Regions from separate parts of the Homo sapiens genome. Here region 1 is linked to region 2. A link is a loop called in an ENCODE intact Hi-C map of the cell type or tissue named here. Cell type or tissue: natural killer cell. All regions are shown on one strand. Each heading gives the region's core, and the rest is flanking DNA. Links, peaks and the distances in the headings are about the cores only. Region 1 holds the start of FMR1 (fragile X messenger ribonucleoprotein 1). Region 2 has its middle 7.2 kb from the start of IDS.

Region 1 (2,902 bases), core at 176-2,675, 1.6 Mb after region 2:
AAATGCCCTAGTAATAATATACTCTCAGTTAATTACCTGAAGTTTCATGGCATATATTTAGGTCTTTGGAAACTTAAACACACACACACAATTTTTAAGTAGCAGCGCTGCTAATGGTTTTAGACGCTGAAGCATGTGCATTCCTGAATTTACCCCGTTTAACAAAAAGGGGGACGCGAATATTCACGATGATCAACTTCTTCAATGCACTGCTGGGCCATGTTAGGGTCTTCCTGAAACTTTTGGATCTAAAATCTCCTCCGAAATCCACAAAGAGAAGCCACTAAAAATCAGTTGCCATTGTGATTTGGTGCCGACTACCGCTTCTTACTACTCTTTCTTCACAGCCCTCGCCCAGAACAGTGGAGCTCTCCGAAGTCCCAATGCTAGACCGGAAAAGAGAAGCCAAAGGAGACCTGAAGCCCTCTTGGCGCTGCAGGAGGCGGCCCGGCTGAAGCGCCCCCCGCTCCTCCACAACTACCCACACGACAGGCCCGGATCCCGCTGGGAGATGATGTTTAGGAAAGGGGGAATAAGCCATCGCCGTCACTTAGCGCCGATTTCGGCCCTTCCCGCCCGGCTCTAGTACCTGCCGCCGGCCCTCGCCCATCCCCAGCTCACCCCGGCGGGGCTCGGCGCCGAAAGAGAACCCTCTCCTCGCTGGTCTCTCATTTCGATAGGCGCTAGGGCCTCTCGGAGTCGGAGAGGGGCTTCCAACAGGCCCCAAGTCCAGTCCTTCCCTCCCAACAACATCCCGCCGAGCGTGCCCTGGCACCCAGGCGCGGTGCTCGGGAAGAGGGCCCCGGGCCTGCCTCCCGCCGACACCAAGAAGAAAAGGGAGGGAAGGAAGGGCGAAGATGGGGCCTGCCCTAGAGCCAAGTACCTTGTAGAAAGCGCCATTGGAGCCCCGCACTTCCACCACCAGCTCCTCCATCTTCTCTTCAGCCCTGCTAGCGCCGGGAGCCCGCCCCCGAGAGGTGGGCTGCGGGCGCTCGAGGCCCAGCCGCCGCCGCCGCCGCCGCCGCCGCCGCCTCCGCCGCCGCCGCCGCCGCCGCCGCCGCCGCGCTGCCGCACGCCCCCTGGCAGCGGCGCCTCCGTCACCGCCGCCGCCCGCGCTCGCCGTCGGCCCGCCGCCCGCTCAGAGGCGGCCCTCCACCGGAAGTGAAACCGAAACGGAGCTGAGCGCCTGACTGAGGCCGAACCCCCGGCCCGCTGCGGGTGTAAACACTGAAACCACGTCACGTGATCAACGCTGTTCCCTCCCCCCGCGGGCTCAGCCCCTCGGCCCCGCCCTCTCTCTTCAAGTGGCCTGGGAGCGCGCGCATGCGCGCTGCTGGGAACCGGCCGGGGTGCCGGGTCGAAAGACAGACGCGCGGGCCGGGCGTGCGCGGGCTTGGTGGAGGGCGGGAAGGCTGAAGGGCGGTGACAGGTCGCACTGCCTCGCGAGGGCCAGAACGCCCATTTCTGCAGAGGTGCACTCAGTGGCGTGGGAAATCAAATGCATCCGGTTATCCCAGTTCGGCCTCTCTGGGATTCCGCGGGAGGGGGTGTCTGGTCTGGTTTGGTTTGGTTTGGTTTGGTTTGGTTTGGTCCGGTTCAAAGTAGCGCAGTCTGACTGAGCGGGAGGTGGAGTGGAAGGCGAGAATAGGGGTGAAGGATTAGACAGAAGAAGACTTTGAACTAGGAACAGTGGCAACCAGGGTGACCCAGGCTTTTGTGACCCGTAGAGGCAGAAGGTGAGGCGTCTACGCCCTCTCTCACCAGATTTTGGGCGGCCCTGTGGAGACACCCTGTGCCCTTTAAGGGACATGGATTGAGTCGGGATCTCAAAATGTGAGCCTTTCCTCAGACCCAGCTTTGACCCACGTACTCGCCTTTCCTCAACTCATTTTCATACTTTCACTTGACTATATATTTTTTAAAAATTGTGTTAAGCACTTGAGGTTCATTTCTGCCCCTACTGTATGTGCACCCTGTGCCAGAGGGTGGGGTGAACACGTGTGTAGCAGTCATGCGTCCTGTCCACAGGGGCCGATGCACCTCCTTGCAACCCTTTACATTCCACTGTGAAACAAACCTCAACTTTTTCTTATTCCTGTTTTTACACCGTGCTTATAGCTGCCTTAATCCATGTTCCCTTCGGGATGCTGGTATCCAACTGAGAAGTTGACGGAGCATCTATCGTGTGCCAGACACTGTGCTAAGTGCTAACGAGAAATCGGTGAGCAAAACAGAAAAGAAAAAAAAAGAAGAAACGACTGCCAGCATTGAACTTAGTACCTAGCAAAGTAGGTGGACATAAATCAAATTGTCAGACAAGTAAATGAGTAGTTGCAGCTGTGATAAGGGGTATGAAGAATAGGCGCTTCCATGATGGCGGAACATGACCTAGTCTGGGGTGGAGAAGGGGAGATGATTCCAGCTGGAATATGGCAGGTGAGAGTTAACTAATAGCACTGAGTTGGCAGAGGCAGGATGACCTGCCCCAGGCAGGTGCCCCAGAATGAGAGGATGTTGCTGCTGGTGGAACTCCAGCTTTAAAGCGGTGGATCTAGGGCCACATTCCTCAAGGCCATAGCAAACAGGAAAGACCTTTTGGACTAGGGTCTTTGGAGTAGTCACATGAGGCCAAGAACCCAATAGGGCTGAAAGAGAATCTCATCATAGGCTGAATGGGAGCAGAGCATTAGCTGCAACTCCAATGTATTATAGTAAAAGGGGACACATTGATTAGAATGATTATACCCCTCCAAGTGTAAGCTGTTGTTCAATTTACCCAGGGCTTAAAAATATGTCAACTCTTCACAACCATTTTTACTACAAGCCACACTCAACCTGTGTTGTTCCCTGAACCTGTGATGCACTTTCATCCGTTCATGTCTCTACACATCCTTCCTGGGCC
Region 2 (2,902 bases), core at 263-2,762:
CCCAGGGTCTCTTCATGGTGCTTATTGTGGTCACGCGTTCTGTCGTTTCCTTCTTCACCAAATCTGTGTAGAGCACAGGGGATAAGTGAGGTGGCTTTTCACTAGCTGAAACTGGGTTTGAGTCCTGCCTTTGTCACTTACTAGCTGTGTGACCTTAGACAGCTTACGTCCACTTTCTCATCACGTAACATGAGGATGGTAGAACCCACATCTCAGCATTGTAGGGCCATAAATTTCTTTAGACAGTGGTGCTCAGGGCTTACTCACTCAGACTTGGTAGCTAACAGTAATAACTTAGAACTAATCTGGATCCTGAATTGTAAAATGTACTTTTCCCCCATGTAAAATTGGGGTTTTCTGACAGCCTATGTTCTGGAAACTCTCTTGCCTATCCACCCCTGCTCTCAGCCTTGTGACCTTCCATGTGCCCTGGTTGCCTATGAGAGCAGATCATGGTTACCCTTAAAGCACAGGGCCTAGCAGCCCAGCCCAGAGCCCTGGCCCGTGGCAGTGTTGCATAGTGATTAAGAAGCCAGGGGCTATGAGACCTTGGGCCAGCAATGACCCTCTCCAAGCCTCAGTTTGTGCATTGCTACTCTGGAGAGAAAAGTAGTGCACAGTCCCTCGGGCAGCAGTGAGGATTCAATGAGTTGAAAAGTCTGGGATGAATTTGATCCGCAAAGATGTTATCGGAAAAGAATACCAAAACAATCCTGGTGTTGGGGTCTTTTGTTTGACTTTGGACCCCACTGTGGACTGACAGTGGTATGAAGAGTGCTAATGTCATCCTCCCTCCAGCCTGCTGTTGTGAGAACTTAATCTTTTTTTATTTTTATTTTATTTTCTTTGAGACAGGGTCTCACGCGGTAACCCAGACTGGAGTGCAGTGGCATGATCTCGGCTCACTGCAACCTCTGCCTCCCAGGTTCAAGCGATTCTTCCTTCTCAGCCTCCTGAGTAGCTGGGATTACAAGCTTGCACCACCATGCCTGGCTAATTTTTGTATTTTTAGTAGAGACAGGGTTTCACCATGTTGGCCAGGCTGGTCTCAAAAGAGAACTTATTCTTTGAGCAGCTCGTTGTTGATGTTGAAAACAAGTTACACTGCATGATGGTAGCCATAGATGGGGCCCTCAGGAAAATGCTCACAAAGCCCTGGAGCCTAGCCAGATGCATCACCTCAGTGCAGGGTGAAAACCCCCACATGGCACAGGCTGTGGCTTCAGAACTGAAAATATTTCACTGGCCCTTATGCATCTCTCTGAAGTTCACTAGCCATGATACAAGCCATGTGGGGCTCAGGAGAGCCAGCAATTGCTACAGCTTTGCCTCATCTGGGCTGGAGCTGAAGCAGGCTAAGAAGGCTAGGATCTGGAACTCCACAAGCTAGTCTCTGGCCAGGCAGGCAGAACCTGCTTCACAAAGGCCCAGTTGATTGAGTACTTTCTGGAGGCTGGGAGTGGGTCCCTCTGCTGGCTGTTTGTGGGATTCACATTTCCTGATGGGGCCCAGGGAAGTTTAGCAGTGGCTCAGGGTCACAGAGGAGCTAGGGTTGAAATCAGGCCTGTCTGATTCCAGAGTTCATACTTTTTTTTTTTTTCTTTTCTTTGAGACAGAGTTTCGCTGTTGTTGCCCAGGCTGGAGTTCAGTGGTGCAATCTCGGTTCACTGCAACCTCTGCCTCCCGGGTTCAAGCGATTCTCCTGCCTCAGCCTCCTAAGTAGCTGGAATTACAGGCGCCCACCACCATGCCACGCTAATTTTTTTGTGTTTAGTAGAGACGGAGTTTCACTATGTTGGTCAGGCTGATCTTGAACTCCTGACCTCAGGTGATCCTCCTGCCTTGCCCTCCCACGCCTGCTGGGATTACAGGTGTGAGACATTGTGCCAACAGAGTTTATACTCTTTAGACTGCCCTATCATGTGACTGCTTAGCCACCATCAATCAGAAAGGTGGGAACCAGGCAGCCAGCTGGGGGCAAGCTGGTGGTTTCTGCATTGGGATACAAAGTAAGGGTTAAGACTGGGGGCCTCGAGGCTTTGCTCCTGCCCAGGATTTAACTGCAATGCTTAGGCTCCAAGATTCGATGGAAAGAAATCCCAGCTGTGGGCTCTGAGGACTTTGAAAACTATGTTTCATATGTGAATACACTTGCCCTTTAGCAAGAATCTCCGCTGATAAGCCTTCCTCCTCTGAGTGTTTTTATTGGTCCCTTAGAAAGTGTTAGAGAAATTTCCCATTTTGATAGACTTTTTAATGATGTTACAAAAATATCATTTCACATTGATTCCACAGGGGGGACATCTGCTGCTTCCCAAATGCCACATTTCTTCAAATAAAAAGCAGAAGACAGCATGCAGTACATAAGGAACTCATGTCTTGGTAAAGACAAAATTGAAATTCTTTTAATAATTAGTCTCATGTCATAGAAAAGAGGACTGATTTTCCTCACCCACCCAGCAAGGTTGCTCTTCTTGCTATACTTGTTTGGCATAAACTACTGACTTCTTGCGAGCACTGATCTTAAGAGGGCCATGGTAATGAGTCACGGTAATTTGGCATGTCTTTGAAGATCCTTCCTCCTACACTTCTGTTTGTCCCCTTGAAGGCATCCTATTTCAGGCTGTGTTTAGCTATTCCTTTTGTTGATGCGTCCACTCATGCCTGAGGTATGTCTCATAACACACCTGTGAGAGGGGACCTTGGAGGAACGTCACCAAAGGCCGAGGAGCAATGTCTTTGCAGTGTTTCCCAGTCCATCTTGTCCTCTGGCTTTTACTTCAGAAGGGACACTCCTGCCTTGCTGGCAAGAGGGGATGGGCTTTGCCTTGAATTCCAGCTGTGGGCTCCGCTTTGCAAGATATCTGCTTGTCAGAACCTGAGACTGCAGGTGTGCAGGGTC

What was found. A loop is a pair of places that touch in the nucleus more often than their neighbours do. Peaks named below come from ENCODE experiments on the same cell type or tissue, not always from the same donor. Only the 100,000 strongest peaks of a DNase experiment are listed, where the experiment ranks them.
Region 1: a loop joins it to region 2, with 5 times the contacts of the local background. A loop is called at or near these places in 6 of 110 quality-filtered maps.

What each region holds. Positions count from the first base shown.
Region 1 is chrX:147,910,212-147,913,113 of GRCh38, reverse strand. It overlaps FMR1 (fragile X messenger ribonucleoprotein 1), which reads right to left and starts at 1,195. Exons shown (of 17, transcript NM_002024.6): 1 at 884-1,195. The coding sequence starts at 934. It overlaps FMR1-AS1 (FMR1 antisense RNA 1), which reads left to right and starts at 1,297. Exons shown (of 2, transcript NR_024503.3): 1 at 1,297-1,472; 2 at 2,119-2,902. RefSeq lists enhancers at 775-874, 1,455-1,664 and a silencer at 1,035-1,374. In natural killer cell, for the core only: no CTCF peak of the experiment used is centred there; DNase peaks (open chromatin) are centred at 383 and 1,243; H3K4me3 peaks cover 1,425 bases; H3K27ac peaks cover 1,521 bases.
Region 2 is chrX:149,511,014-149,513,915 of GRCh38, reverse strand. No RefSeq gene overlaps it. Among named protein-coding and RNA genes, the nearest start is that of IDS, 7.2 kb to the right of the region's middle. RefSeq lists enhancers at 1,304-1,598, 2,284-2,902. In natural killer cell, for the core only: a CTCF peak has its summit at 1,480 (motif pointing left); a DNase peak (open chromatin) is centred at 1,465; H3K27ac peaks cover 1,132 bases.